Linked DNA regions of Homo sapiens: region 1 is linked to region 2. A link is a contact called in ENCODE Hi-C data. All regions are on one chromosome and are shown on one strand. The core of a region is the stretch at or near the end of the contact, and the rest is flanking DNA. Distances in the headings are between cores, read along the strand shown. Region 1 holds the start of NMNAT3 (nicotinamide nucleotide adenylyltransferase 3). Region 2 holds the start of NME9 (NME/NM23 family member 9).

Region 1 (6,629 bases), core at 1,991-4,490, 1.3 Mb before region 2:
AATACAAACATTAGCTGGGCGTGGTGGCGAGCGCTTGTAATCCCAGCTACTTGGGAAGCTGAGGCAGGAAAATCACTTGAACCTGGGAGGCGGAGGTTGCACGCCACTGCCCTCCAGCCTGGGCTACAAAAGTGAAATTTCATCTCAAAGAAAAGAAAAGAAAATGCCCATCTGCTGAAGTAGTTGCAGTGACTGAAAAGTTTGCCCTCTTTGGTCATTTGAAAAGTCCACCAGTCTCCCTTTTACATTTTACTTTTACCCACTCAAAGCTTGCTTTTCCTCAGCGACAGGTCAGAAGTCAAGGTTAGAATAGGTTCATCCAAATACAGAGGCTGCCCCAGTCTACGGCCTCATCACAATCCATCCACAAGCAAGCTTTCCAGAATGGCCTCAGGTCCATCCCAGGACTGTGACTCTCAGCCATCTGCACATTGCTTACTGCCCAAAGAGTTCCTCCTGAAACTTCATCAGCACACTGTTAAGTGATAGAAGGAAACTGCAGAATAGTGTTATACTGTAGCCAGATCTCATTTTAGTAATGACATTTTTATGCCTAGAAATAATGTTTTAAATGTTCAAAAATATGAGCTAAGTGGTCAGTTCCAGCTTTTTTCCCTGTAGAGACCTGTCTCCTGCAGCCTTGGGTGGGATGATTCCAAGGCATGCTCTTCACACAGTTTTCTAGGGTTTTCCCCTAGGATTAAGCCCTAAACATCTATTATAGTAGCTGGCTTAATCTTTTATTGAGCTCCCCTTTTCTTCCCTGTATTGCTTCTTCATTACTCTGCTGGTGTTCCATGTACCTCTCAAATAACTACTTGCATTAATTCTTACCTCAGGATCTGGTTCTGAGGCACTCAAGCTGAGACATCCTCTATGTAAAATCTTCCTCCTTCCTGAGGTGGCATTAGGTGGCCACCTTCCTTGAGCCATAATGGCAGATAGGATCCAGGAGAAATGAAACTTACCAATAAAGGAGAGATCTGAAAATATTATTCCCATTATACCCATAATCCAGTAGTCTTTTTGTGAGCTTAAGCAAATACAAGACTTGCATTTAGGTATTCCTCCTTCTAAAAAATTAGGAGGTAGTTGCCTCTCCAAAATGGATTTCTCAGCCATTGCGTCTTCACCGCTTAGGTTAGGTAAAGCTTGGCTATTATATGAGGTTCTTACCTTCCAGCACAAGGGGACGCTACTTTTTTAAAAAAATATTTTTATTTCCATAGGTTATTAGGGAACTGGTGGTATTTGGTTACATGAGTAAGTTCCTTAGAGGAGATTTGTAAGATTTTGGTATACCCATCACCCGAGCAGTATACACTGAACCCAATTTGTAGTCTTTTATCTCTCACTCCCTTCCCATTCTTCCCCTCTGAGTCCCCAAAGTCCACTGTGTCATTCTTATGTCTTTGCATCCTCATAGCATAGCTCCCACTTATGAGAATATACCATGTTTGGTTTTCCATTCCCGAGTTACTTCACTTAGAATAACACTCTCCAATCTCATCCAGTTGCTGTGAATGCCATTAATTCATTCCTTTTTTCTTGCCTAGGAAACCAGGCTTCCTCCTAGACCAAGCTTTAGTCTTCACTACCTCAGGCAGAGAAAGCTTCCCTTGCATGAGGAAGTCATTGCCCAGCCTCTTCTCTGCTCTCTGTGTGCAGCTTCTCCCTCCCTGGCCTAGGGCCCTGACCCAGAATGACTCTTCAGCCCACGATTTTAATCGAAGGCCTCTAATCAACCTGTGGTACTACATGCTACACAAGATTCTCAGAAATCCCTAAGCTTTCTCATGAGCCTCCCACCCTGCTGGGAAATAAGCTGACTTATCAATTAAAGAATATCCAAAGATGTTAAGCCACTTAATCCTCCCCAAAACTCAGTGCGGTAGGGGTTGTTACCTCCCATTATACGAAAGGAAAGTGAGGCTTGGGAAGTAAAGAGACTTGTCCAAGATCACCTTCTGGAGCCACATTTTACACCACAGGTAAGAGAAAAGGGATCCGAGAGGGCACGGACACTGTGTCTTCAGACTGAGTGGGGAAGTACCATTTACCTGGGTACTTATTGGGTGCAAGTTGCATGCCCCCGGTGCTAATACACAAGGGACAAATTTATGGGCCTCCTAAAACTGTGGACAGTGCACCCGTCCAGCCAACTTCATGGGTGCACCGTGAGGCTCTGGTGATGTGGACAGGCTTATAAAACACTCTCCATACTAAGATGAGGTTGTGTTCCTGTGTCTAGGAAACGCTGGAAATTAAGTGTACAGCAATCAAAAAACCTTGACATCATCCTTGATGTCTCTCTTTTTCGCACACTCCAATTCACTCCATTAGGAAACTGTATTGGCAGAATCTAGTGAATCTTGTCCTTCAAGGCCTCTCTCTGCAAGGCTCCCATGAGCCCTGGGGGCTTATGGAGAGTTCTGGGTGGGCAGAGGAAGCCAGACTGCGTTAGGGAAGCAAATTTGGGACCTAAATTTCCTAAGAAGGTTTTAGGGGATAGGGACCCCAATCTCTAAGACCCCAGGATTCTGTTAAGATTTATTTTCTCATTCCAAATAAATGTTCACTGGCAAGCCCTAATTCTGTCTTCTCTTTCTTAAGCAGCCCTCCCTTCCTTCTCCCCACACAACTGTGTATGCTTCAGGCCCCAGAAATCCTTCCCTGCTTTGAGGTCTGGCGTTTACCAGGGCAGGGCTTGAGAATAGAGGTGTAAATTTGTCAGAAGGAAACAGGGGCCGCGCAGTAAGAGAGTAGATCCTCATATAACATGGCAGAAAGTCAATGGATAAATCAAGAAATCGCTATGTAAGTTTCTTTTTTTATTTTTTTATTTTATTTATTTATTTTTTTTTTGCGACAAGCGGGTGACCACTAGAAGAAATTAACGGAGGAATTGTTAAAAAGAGCTGTGATGGGAGGGAGAAGTGGCCTGTTGCTTTCATTATAAGCAAATCTAGATAATTTTATTTTCTAATAAGTAAGTGGGCGTTACTTTCATGTATTTTTTTAAAAGAAAATTAAATAAAAATACAAAACAAACAGAATACAAAACAGGAGAATAAAAAAGCAAACACGCACGCAACACAAAAGAGCCTTGGCGGTTGGGAGCCAGCGGGCGGGGGCGGGGGCAGGGGAGAGGGCGGGGCTTAGGACCCTGGGCGGGGCCAGGGCCGGGTCTCCTTAGGGCCCGCCCCAGCGAAGGGGCGGGGCGCAGATCTGTTTCCCTCAGACTCCATCTGCCCGGGGCCGCTAAGGGAGCGCAAGGTCAAGTTCGCCTTGGCCCCGCCTCCAGCTCAGGTACTAGGGGATCTAGACCTGAGGCTGCCCGGGCCGGAGGCAGCCTTGAGTCCCGAGACCAAACGTCGTTTCCCTCTCGGACCTCGGGCGCCGGGCCGCGCGCTGACCGACAGCCCCTGCTAGGCCCAGCAGGTCCCCTAGTCCCCCGCAGTCCCCCGAGACTCGCCGAGCGCCGTTGCTGAGCCCTGCAAATAGCAGGTAAGCGCAGCGTGGGCCCCTCGTCAGCCCACTAGGACCTGGATCGCGGCTGAATGCCCGGGCCCACGTGACTCCTGGCCCCTAACTGAGTCCTGGGAGTCCCCGCTGGGGCGACAGGTGGCGGCGGAGTGCGGAGCCATCCGGGGTGGCGCGAACCGGGGGGACAGCTCCGCGCTGCCTCTGCGCGCCGGCGGTTCTCGCTGCAGCGTGTCAACCTAACCCCCAGCTCCCCTTTGGCTATGACCAGAGTCCCGGAGACGTGGGTTCGGATCCCACCTTTAGCACTCGTGCACTCAAAGGTTAAAAATATAAGCACAGTGTCTAACAAATACTTAACGTGTTCCACTCAGTGTCCGCTGCTGGGCTAAGTGCTGGGGTTACAGTAGCAGGCCAAAAAATGTGGTGCCCTCCCCCGTGCAGCTCACAGTCCAGTGGGGGGAGACCGACAGCAAATGGATATCTATGCAAACAAGTGTGAACGTTAAAACTGTGGTCAGAGCTATGAAGATTGAAATTCTAGGGTGCTGGAGAGATTTTATCAGGGCCCCCAGCTACAAAGGCTGCTGGAACTAAAACTTTAGAGAATTCCCGGGCGGGGAACAACAGAGCAAACTCATTTTGTTGGGAGAGAATGTGGCTTGAGGAAAGGAGGGTTGGTGGGGCTGGCCTGCAGAGAGCTGGGGGGAAAGCAAGTTCCTTAACCTTAACGTTCTCCTCTGTAAAATGGGATTGTTCTACCCATTGAGAATGGAAATGGTGAATGTAAATGACTTAGCACTGCGTGATGGGTGCTGGATGTTACTCTGCACTAAACATCCAAGGCTTGATGTTGTTCTGGACTAAACACAGTGTGCCTGCCTCTCAGCAAAGTCACTTCCCCTCTCCTTGAGTCCTGTTTCTTCCTCTATCAAATAAGTGGTTCTGAGTAGAATCTCTCAAACAGCCTGTTCTCTAAAATGATGACTGGTTTAGTTGTTCATTCTTGAAACATTTAACTGGCGCCCACTTTACCCTGGCTCTGAGGATTCAGAGAGAAATCAGACAGGGGCCCTGCCCTCCTGGAGCCCATGTCCGGTGGGCCAGGTGAAATAAAGTGACAGTTCCACCCTGGCACAACCCAGAGAAAGGGTTCTTACCCACTGGCCTTGCAGGGGAAAGCTTCTCTGTTTTTCTCAGAAAGCCACCCAGGAGCCCCTGAAGGTATGGTTCACACAGCTCCACTGAGCATCAGTTACTTCTTGAATTTCATTGGTGGTTCTCAGCTTTTGGTGTCACCTCTTAAAACTGGACAGAAGACTTCCCAGAAGCAGCAACTATGCTGGGACCTTGCTAAGGACGTGTCAGACCTTGAGACCCCATGGATTTGGGAGAGCATTTTAGGTTTCAGGAAACATCTGTCAGCTGCTCACTGTATTTTATTGGCTCAAATGATCCCAATTTCTTATTTGGCTCTGTTCACAACATTGTTGTAGACAAAGAAAGTGCTCCATGAAAACCAACTGAGAGGCCCAGAGAGTAGGGGAACCCAGATGAGGCAGGAGTCTGGCACCATTTGTGGGGAGTGGTAAAAAAGAACAGGTATGATGTTAACAGAGGGTGTTGGAGGGAAGAGGAGAGAGAGCAGCCATTGTGCAGCCTCTCTTTTCCCCTCTCAGACCACTGCAGGATGCCAGCCCATGAGAAGGGAAGCTCCAGGCTTGGTGGTCACAGACCTGGCACTTCTCAGCTCTGTGACTGACCCTGGGCAGCTCACTCACCTTGTGAGTCGTGAGGATTGCTCAGGCTTAACAGGTGCTTAGCATATCGTTGGCCCTGAAGAAATATTAACTCCCACCCTCTCCTTCTCCTGAATGAACTAAAATATACATAGTTGTAGTGTCTACCTCAGAAGGTTATTATGGGGATTTAATGAGGACCTAAAATACATAGAGCAGTACCTGACATGTGGGAGGATACTACTACTATAACTATTGATATCGTTCCTTAGTCTGGACAAAAATTGATGAAACAAGACAGGGCAGAGGCGGGAGAGGGATAGGAGTGGAGGCAGTATGAGGAATTGTGCAGGGTGATTAGTCAGGGGGTTAGATTATCTGTTGCAGTGGTTTTGCCATAAAGCAAGAGCCTGGCAGCAGAGAGGGGTGTTCTGCATGATAAAGGGCCTCCTGGGCAGCTGCACTGTCAGAAAGCCCCAGAAAGCCCCAGTGTCTTTGTAGACTCAGGCCAAAGAAAGCGTAGCAAAAGTTGGAGAAAACTAGGGTTGAAAAGGGTCTAAAATGGTCTTTTTGATGATGTGTCTCTAACTGATGGCTGAGTGGGGGTTCCCTGCAGGGGGCTGCCACTGCACCTTGCAGACCCTTGCCATCCCTTTGAGCATGGTAACTGCCTGAGACCGTTCTGGCTCTTTGACCTGGGAGCTATGGAGTCTAATTTTGCAAACTTCTCACCCAGCAGAGTACCAGGCCAAAAAGGCATGAATCAGTAATGAACAAATAAATGAACATAAACCCAAGAGGCAGATTTTTCATGGTATATGTGCACGTGTGTGTGTGTGTGTGTGTGTGTGTGTATGTTTAAAAGGAATACGAAGGTAAGGAAAGATGACTAATGTATTTAAGCATTTGCTGAGGGCCAAATATTTTCATGTATGTCGCAGCTTAGTGGTGAACACCATAGTCTTGTAGTCAGATAAAATTGCTCGTGTGACTTTCCCATGTATCACCAAAGTGCTCTAAACCTGTTTTTGCATCTGTAAAATGAGAATCACTGTAGCTAATTCATAGGGCTGTTAGGAGCATTAAGCAAGATAAGCATATGAAGCACTGACCTCAGTATACAACATGCAGTATGGTAAGTGCCCGGTCAATAATGGCTGCCTTATTATTATATTTATTAATCTTCCCAATGATCTCCACAGTGGTAAGGAAACTGAAGGCCCTAGGCACAGAAGGGTGGCATGGATTCTGAACTGAGTCCCATCTGGAAGCAAAGGCACTCTGCAGACACTAACCAGACAGCTTGTGTGAAATGAAATCAACTTTATGTGCATTTCATTCGTTACTTAAAGCACTTGACTAAGTGAAATTTTAAAAAGAAAAAAACCTGCAAAATTATAATTTGTG
Region 2 (7,275 bases), core at 934-3,433:
GAAAAAACTGATGAGGTTCCATGTTGTCCAAACTGTAATTTTTTTTTTCTTTGAGATGGAGTCTTGTTCTGTCACCCAGGCTGGAGTGCAGTGGCACGATCTTGGCTCACTGCAACCTCCGTCTTCTGGGTTCAAGTGATTCTCCTGCCTCAGCCTCCCAAGTAGCTGGGATTATAGGCATGCACCACCAGGCCCAGTTATTTGATACTTTTTTTTAGTAGAGACAGGGTTTCACCATGTTGGCCAGGCTCCTGCCCTCAAGTGATCCACCTGCCTCGGCCTCCCAGAGTGCTGGGATTACAGGCGTGAGCTACTGCACCCTACCCAAACTGTACACTTTTGAAAGTGAGAGGGGTTGCTATTAATAATTGCATGGGACAACAGGTGAAAAGTGGGGGTGTCCCAGGCAAACTGGGACATGTGGTTTACCTAAATTTGTTTCTGAGGTTTAGCCTGGCAAAGATGTGAGTACATTTTGTAATAGAGACCACATGGTAAGAAATTTAACCCTTTCAGAAAGAATAAATGTCACTATCTTTCCATGTGCTGGCAAGAGGAATTTAGCATCTGATTTGAATTTTATTTTGGAAACTAAATTCTAAGGGAGATTCCACACCATTCAAGAGCTTCAGCAACCACCACCTTGTGGCAATGAACATGATTTGCATCTAGTCAACTCAGTTTGCAATGTGGTGTCTTAAGGACTGCCTGTGGCTCTGCGTAATATTATCATGGAACTGAATATTGCCATGGGACTGAATGCAAGAAAAGAGTAGGTGGATTCGGAGCTGAAGTGGGAGAAGGCAGGATGACAGGTAGGAAGATGTTCGGTCTCCAGTATACCCATCGCCCTGTACTTCACAGAGGGTTGCTGGGTACCTCATGGCCAAACAGGGTATCAGCACTCCCTGGATGGAAATCATTTGGTGTATGCTTCACTTAGGAAGAATTGATATCTTAACAATATTAATTCTTCCTATCCATGAACACGGAATATTTCTTCATTTATTTAAATCTGTGAGATCTCTTTCATCAGCTGTGATTGATTCCTAGTTTAATTCTATTGCAGTCAGAGAACATACTTTGTTCTATCCTTTTAAATTTGTTAAGCTATGTTTTATGGCCTAGATTGTGGTCTATCTCAGTGAATGTCCCATGTGAGCTTGAGAAAGAATCTATATTCCGCTGTTGTTGAACTAAATATTGCATAAATGTCAATTAGATCAATTTGATATTTTTCAGTTCAACTATATCCTTGCTCATTTGCTTCTGCTGGATGTATTAATTACTTTTTAAAAATGGTATGAAAGCATTCTATTATAATACTGAGTTTACCTATTTTTCCTTGCAGTTTTATCTTCTTTTGCCTCACATATTTCGGTGCTCTGTTTTTAAGTACATACATATTAAGTATTGTTATGTCTTCCCAAATAACTGATCCCTTTAACTTTATGTAATGTCCCTGTTTATACCTGATAAATTTCCTTGTTCTGAAGTCTGCTTTTCTTGAAATTAACATACCTACTTCAGCTATTTTTTTAATTAGTGTCAGCCTGGTATAGCTTTCTCTATCCTTTTGCTTTTAATGTATTTTCTTGTGGATAACACACGATTGGGCTTTGTTTGTTTTTGAAATCCATTCTGACAATCTCTTTTTTAATTGGTGTAATCAGATTATTCACATTTAAAGTGGTTATTGATACAGTTGGATTAATATCTACAATGTCTGTAACTGTTTTGTATGTGTCTCACTTGACTTTCATATCTAATTTTGAATTTGTAATTTCATATTCTTTGCCTTAAAGAGAACGCTTGCAGATCCCTCAAAACCTGGAGACACCCCCCACCTTGCACACATTATACCGGTATGTGATGGTAGAAAAGCTGCACATCAGTCTTGGCAGGCAGGGCAGGAGGGATGCAGGGATTCACAGATGCGACTGTGCAACGCACAGATGCACTGGGTCTTTGCTTGGTGGGTTCGAAGCCTCCAGACGCTGACAAACACTGCAGCCAATGAGTGGGTTCCTATGGTCCGATATGGAGGGCAAGGGGCGGGACTCCCTCCTGCCTCTCCCTGGCTGGGTTCAGAGCCTCCGCGGAGAGACTGCGTTGGGCCCAGAGTGGGCGTGGCTTACGTGTCCGCCGGCTTTCCTGGCAGGCCTGGCGGGGGGGCCAGGTTGCCATGACGACCGCGGCTAGGTCGCGGCAGACTCGGTTGGTGACTCCGGGCGCGTCGAAGATCTTGTACCTGTCGTTCGCAGTGGCTCACTTTCCCAGTAATCCATAAGAACAGCAGGGATAACAGGGTCCCATGTCGTTTTTTTGTCAGAATTCCTCGACTGGCGACCCTGTGCCCGACAGGCTGCACCGCGCCCGGCGCACTGACTCCGGCCTCTGCGCGCGCCCCCTGGCCGGCTCCGGGGTGGGGAGGGGGCTTCGCAGATCCCCAGAAAACCGCCCGGCGAGCCACGAGCCCGTGGACTGCAGGCTCCGCTTCCTCGCGGGGTGTTCACTTTGTATCAGTGTGCTGATTTGCCGCCAGTTAGAAGCACCTTAAAAAGGGGCCGGGGGCCGTAGGAGGGGGGCTTGTCTGAAGGAGGCTCTGGGCTTGCTGATCCACGCAGCGGTTTGTCGCGAGGCTGCGGGGGAACGGCCCACGGCCGCGGTAACAGGGCTTCGTCTTCTTTGCAGAGCCATGGGCAGCAGGAAGAAGGAAATTGCCCTGCAGGTAAGCCTCAAGGGGCGCTAGCTTCCAGCTCTGGGTTGGGCTCGGGGAAGAGGAGGGTGATTAGAGCGGGGTTGCAGTATAAAAGTGACATTCTGTTTGCCAGCAGTACGTGACAGTGTTCTCAAACTTGAGTGATGTACCCTTCCGTCTTAAAGGGACAAAACTTATCTTGGAACCCCAGTGATGACAAATTTTACGCAAACAAAATTAATGCAAACAAAACTGAGTAGAAGCTGTTTACATTTATAGTGCTTATACAACCATAAAACCTAAACATGCATTAAATAAAACTATAAACTAAGAAAATACGAATCAACATAACTCGATGTGACCGTTATTTTGTTCTTGTTGAAATACAACTGCAGCTTGCACAGAGAATACAGTATAGGTTCTTTTGACTTTGGGCATGAGTCTGTAACTGTGTGCTCTGTGGAGACCCAGTTTTCCCACCACTGTTCTCATCAAATTTCACTTATTAACAAATATGTTTTGAGATATATTATGTGCTGGACATATGTTATATAGAGTGTCTTACTTCATTTGCATGTGGGACAAGTGAATTCAGAAGCCAGCAGCTGCTCTTCTTCTTGGTCCTGGACAATAGATAGTGGTTGATTCTGAAGTGATGGTAAAAACATGCAGGCATAGACCCTGGAATTAGGAGAGAGTGCTTGGTCATAAGGAGATCAGCTGGATGATCTGCAACATGGGAACATTTTAAAACGAACTTAAAATGCCTCATCATCAGCTGGCCCCAGTAAGATGCATACCAAGGCTACAGCGCCTCCTAGATAATAGAGCATTAGTGGTTTTGAGACATCTGGTTTCTCTCTTATTGTCCTCAGCAGGACCAGCAGTTTGCATGTGGATTTCAAAAGCCTAGTGGTTTAAAAAAGAGGAAAGGGGAAAGCAGCATCATTCTAAGGGTACCCCATGCTGGGGGTGGGAGGGGTGTGGGGTGGGGTGGGGTGGGATTTTTAGACTGGAAGTCAGAAGACCTGATGTAGTTCTTGTGTCCTCTATAGCCAACTGTGTCTTTGACTACATCACATAACCTCTCCAGGCTATAGCTTGCCCATCTATGGAATGAGGATGTTGTGTGAATTATCCCTAAGGGCCTTCTTCCAGCCTTGATATTCTAGGATTCTAGAGTCAGAAGCCACTTCATACGTGAATGTTCTGGTTGAAGTAAATTCTGATCAACTGGTCCTACCATTCATTGCTGTGTGACTCATTTCCTCAACTCTCTGGCCTCCGTATCCTTTACGTAGACAGGAGGGATGATACCTGTCCTGTAACGCCTGCAGAGCTGTGATGAGACTCCTTTAGACACTTCCTGGCTGGTCTGATGTTGTCTGTGGTGTCTCTAATGTTATTGCCCCATATTATGGTCATTTCATGTGTTGATGCCCTAGAGCTCCTATGGGGGTAATAACTTTTGTTAGCAATGTTGTTATTTTTTCATGTGTATTACTCAGAGCTCTGAGTACAATGCAGTACTCAAACTAAGTGCTCCCTCCTGCTGAAAGGAGGAGAGCGAGCAGCCTCCCCTCCCGTCTTCTACTGAGGCATCTGTGTAAAGGTCACCTCTCTATAAGGTAAACCCCTTGAAAGCAATGCCTAAAGTTGGCCAACCCAGGAACCTTGTCCTCTCTCTCAGCAAGGTTATTCAGGGTTCCCTTTATAACTGAGACAGGCAGAAATCACAGGACATCAAGGGACAGTCTGGGTAAAAGGTGCCACACATTCCCTATTCATTCCCTACCAAATGCAGGCTTAGTGAAGTCCGGATAGTTCCCACACTGTTCCACTCTTGCCTGGCTCCCAGGGCTGAGATTCTTCAACTGCCCAGAGTCCTGGCCCCAGAGCTGGTGGGACTCACTCCATGACAGGGGTGGGCCACAGAGAGCTGCTGGTGACTTAAGTCTGAGCCTCTGGGTAGGGGTGTGGGGCCCTTCCGAACGCTTCTATCACCTTCCTCAGGACTGTAGTTGTGGGCCCAGGGTTATGTCAGTCCAACTCTCTTATTTCATTTAAGACATCAAGAAGACTTTTCTGGGTTTCTTTTTCTTCTACTTTTCATTGAAACAAAAAAAGTAAGGACTATGCTTCCTTAAAAGAGAGACTTTTTTTTTTTTTTTTTTGAGACAGTTTCATTCTGTCCTGTCGCCCAGGCTGGAATGCAGCGGCATGATCTCATCTCAGTGCAACCTCCACCTCTCACGTTCAAGCAGTTCTCATGTCTCAGCCTCCCGAGTAGCTGGTAAAACAGGTATGCGCCACCACGCCCGGCTAACTTTTTTTTTTTTTTTTTTTTTTTTTTAGTAGAGGCAGGGTTTCACCATGTTGGCCAGGCAGGTCTGAAACTTCTGGCCTCAAGTGATCTGCCCGCCCTGGCCTCCAAAAGTGTTGGGATTACAGGCATGAGCAACCACGTTCGGCCAAAAAAGGAACTTTTAATAGAGGATTAGCAGTTGTTACATGTTTCTTGCCCTTATTGCCAATAATGCATCCTATCTTTTTTAGAGGGACACAGACCTTAGCATACCTGTATTAAGAACAATAGTAGGCCAGGCGTGCTGGCTCATGCCTGTAATCCCAGCACTTTGGAAGGCCGAGGCAGGCAGATTACTTGAGGTCAGGAGTTCACGACCAGCCTGGCCAACATGGTGAAACCCTGTCTCTACTAAAAATACAAAAAATTACCCGGGTGTGGTAGCGGGCACTTGTAATCCCAGCTACTTGGGAGGCTGAGGCAGGAGAATCTCTTGAACCCAGGAGGCAGAGGTTGCAGTGAGCCATGATCATGCCACTGCACTCCAGACTGGGTGACAGAGTGAGACTGTGTCTCAAAAAAGACAAACAAAAAACCCAGTAGTAATTTTTGTGGTCTTTTAATGTATATAGTTTCAAAGTAGCTCACCACAAAAATATGTTAATTACAAAGGAAAAGAGAATAATTTTACAGACAACAGACCTGACAGACCATGTTAATCCAGTGATCAAAGTGAACATCAGTAACAGGCAGATGGAAATTGTGTCTCATCTGCTAGGGAGTAGTGAGAGGAATGATCTTCAGCTTCTCCAACACTCCAACCAGTCCAGCCAATTTCAACCAGTCCAAACATGCACAGTCTGAATCCAATCAGGAGGAAACATCAGATATGCCCCAACTGAGGGACATTCTACAAAATACCTGGCATGTAGTTTTCCAAAGTGTCAACATTGTGAAAAGAAGAGAAAGACTAAAGAACTATTCCAGACTAAAAAGACTTGACAAATAAATCTAGCACACATTTCTGATTAGCTCCTTTGATACTCAGGACATTATGGGATAAATAGGAAAACTTGCACTCTATCTAAGGATTAAATGTTCACAATATGTCAGTGTTTTTTTCCCCTGATTTTGATTATCGTAATGTGTTATATAGGAATAATATATTCAGGAGTAATAAGATAACAAGCTGTAATTTGCTTCCAAATACCTAAAAAAAAAAAAAAAAAAATCCCTAAATCTTTATACTGTACTTGCACACTTTCTCTAAGTTTGAAATTATTTCAAAGTAAAAAACATTATACAGAAATGTTTACTATTGGCCAGATGTGGTGGCTCATGCCTGTAATCCCAGCACTTTGGGAGGCCGAGGTGGGCAGATCACTTGAGGTCAGGAGTTCGAGACCAGCCTGGCCAACATGGTGGAACCCCGTCTCAACTAAAAATACAAAAATGGCCAGGTGTAGTGGCATGTGCCTGTAATCCCAGCTCCTCAGGAGGCTGAAGCATAAGAATCGCTTGAACCTGGGAGGCAGAGCAGAGGTTGCAGTGAGCTGAGATTGCGCTTCTGCACTCCAGCCTGGGTGACAGAGCAAGACTCCATCTCAAAAAAAAACAAAAAAAAAAAAAGAAATTTTTACTGTTAATAAAGAGGGACAATATGTATTTCTCCTTGTATTTCATATTTATAAAACCAGAACTGTGTGGATAAGAAAAAAATGTGAGTGAATGGCAATAAATTCAACTTAATTCTGATACTGAGTGAAAACACAAATTTCAAAATGAAACCTACAGTTTGATGTATTTATGTACATTTTAAGGACACAAAAACAATTTATATATTGTTCCTGGACAAATAACATGTAAAAGTATTTTTTAAATGCCTGAGACTAGTATACATCATTCTTAGGATAGTGTTTTTTTCTGGGTAGGGAAGAAGGGAGAGAAGGAAGGAGAAAAGAAGATGGGGGAGAGGATAACTTGAACTGTACTTGTAAGTATTTCAGAGATAGAAGAGAGAAATCTAGAGCAAATAGATTGAATTGTTTCCCTGCCTGAGCCCTCAGTAATACGGCATTTGATCCTCTTTGGCTTTAGGTCAACATCAGCACCCAAGAGCTTTGGGAGGAAATGCTCAGTTCCAAAGGACTAACTGGTAATTCAAAGTAAAATAACTTTTTAGATCCATTCTTTTCTAAATTATTAAATGGTGTGATGAACCATGAAGAGAAGGGCTGCAATGAACACCACTTTCCTATTACCTTGAGCC

The links. A loop is a pair of places that touch in the nucleus more often than their neighbours do. Pooled maps may share reads with other maps.
Region 1: a map of CD8-positive, alpha-beta T cell shows a loop between it and region 2 (21-fold over the local background). The contact joins the promoter of NMNAT3 here to the promoter of NME9 in region 2. A Hi-C loop is called at or near these places in 2 of 168 maps with a recorded cell type or tissue (CD4-positive, alpha-beta T cell and CD8-positive, alpha-beta T cell) and 4 of 50 pooled maps.

The regions. Positions count from the first base shown.
Region 1 is chr3:139,674,583-139,681,211 of GRCh38, reverse strand. It overlaps NMNAT3 (nicotinamide nucleotide adenylyltransferase 3), which reads left to right and starts at 3,240. Exons shown (of 7, transcript NM_001401600.1): 1 at 3,240-3,507. RefSeq lists a silencer at 3,137-3,186.
Region 2 is chr3:138,324,759-138,332,033 of GRCh38, reverse strand. NME9 (NME/NM23 family member 9) reads left to right here and starts at 2,183. Exons shown (of 11, transcript NM_001349018.2): 1 at 2,183-2,731; 2 at 7,104-7,161. The coding sequence starts at 2,699. LOC124909438 (a long non-coding RNA gene) reads right to left here and starts at 2,101. Exons shown (of 2, transcript XR_007096113.1): 1 at 1,864-2,101.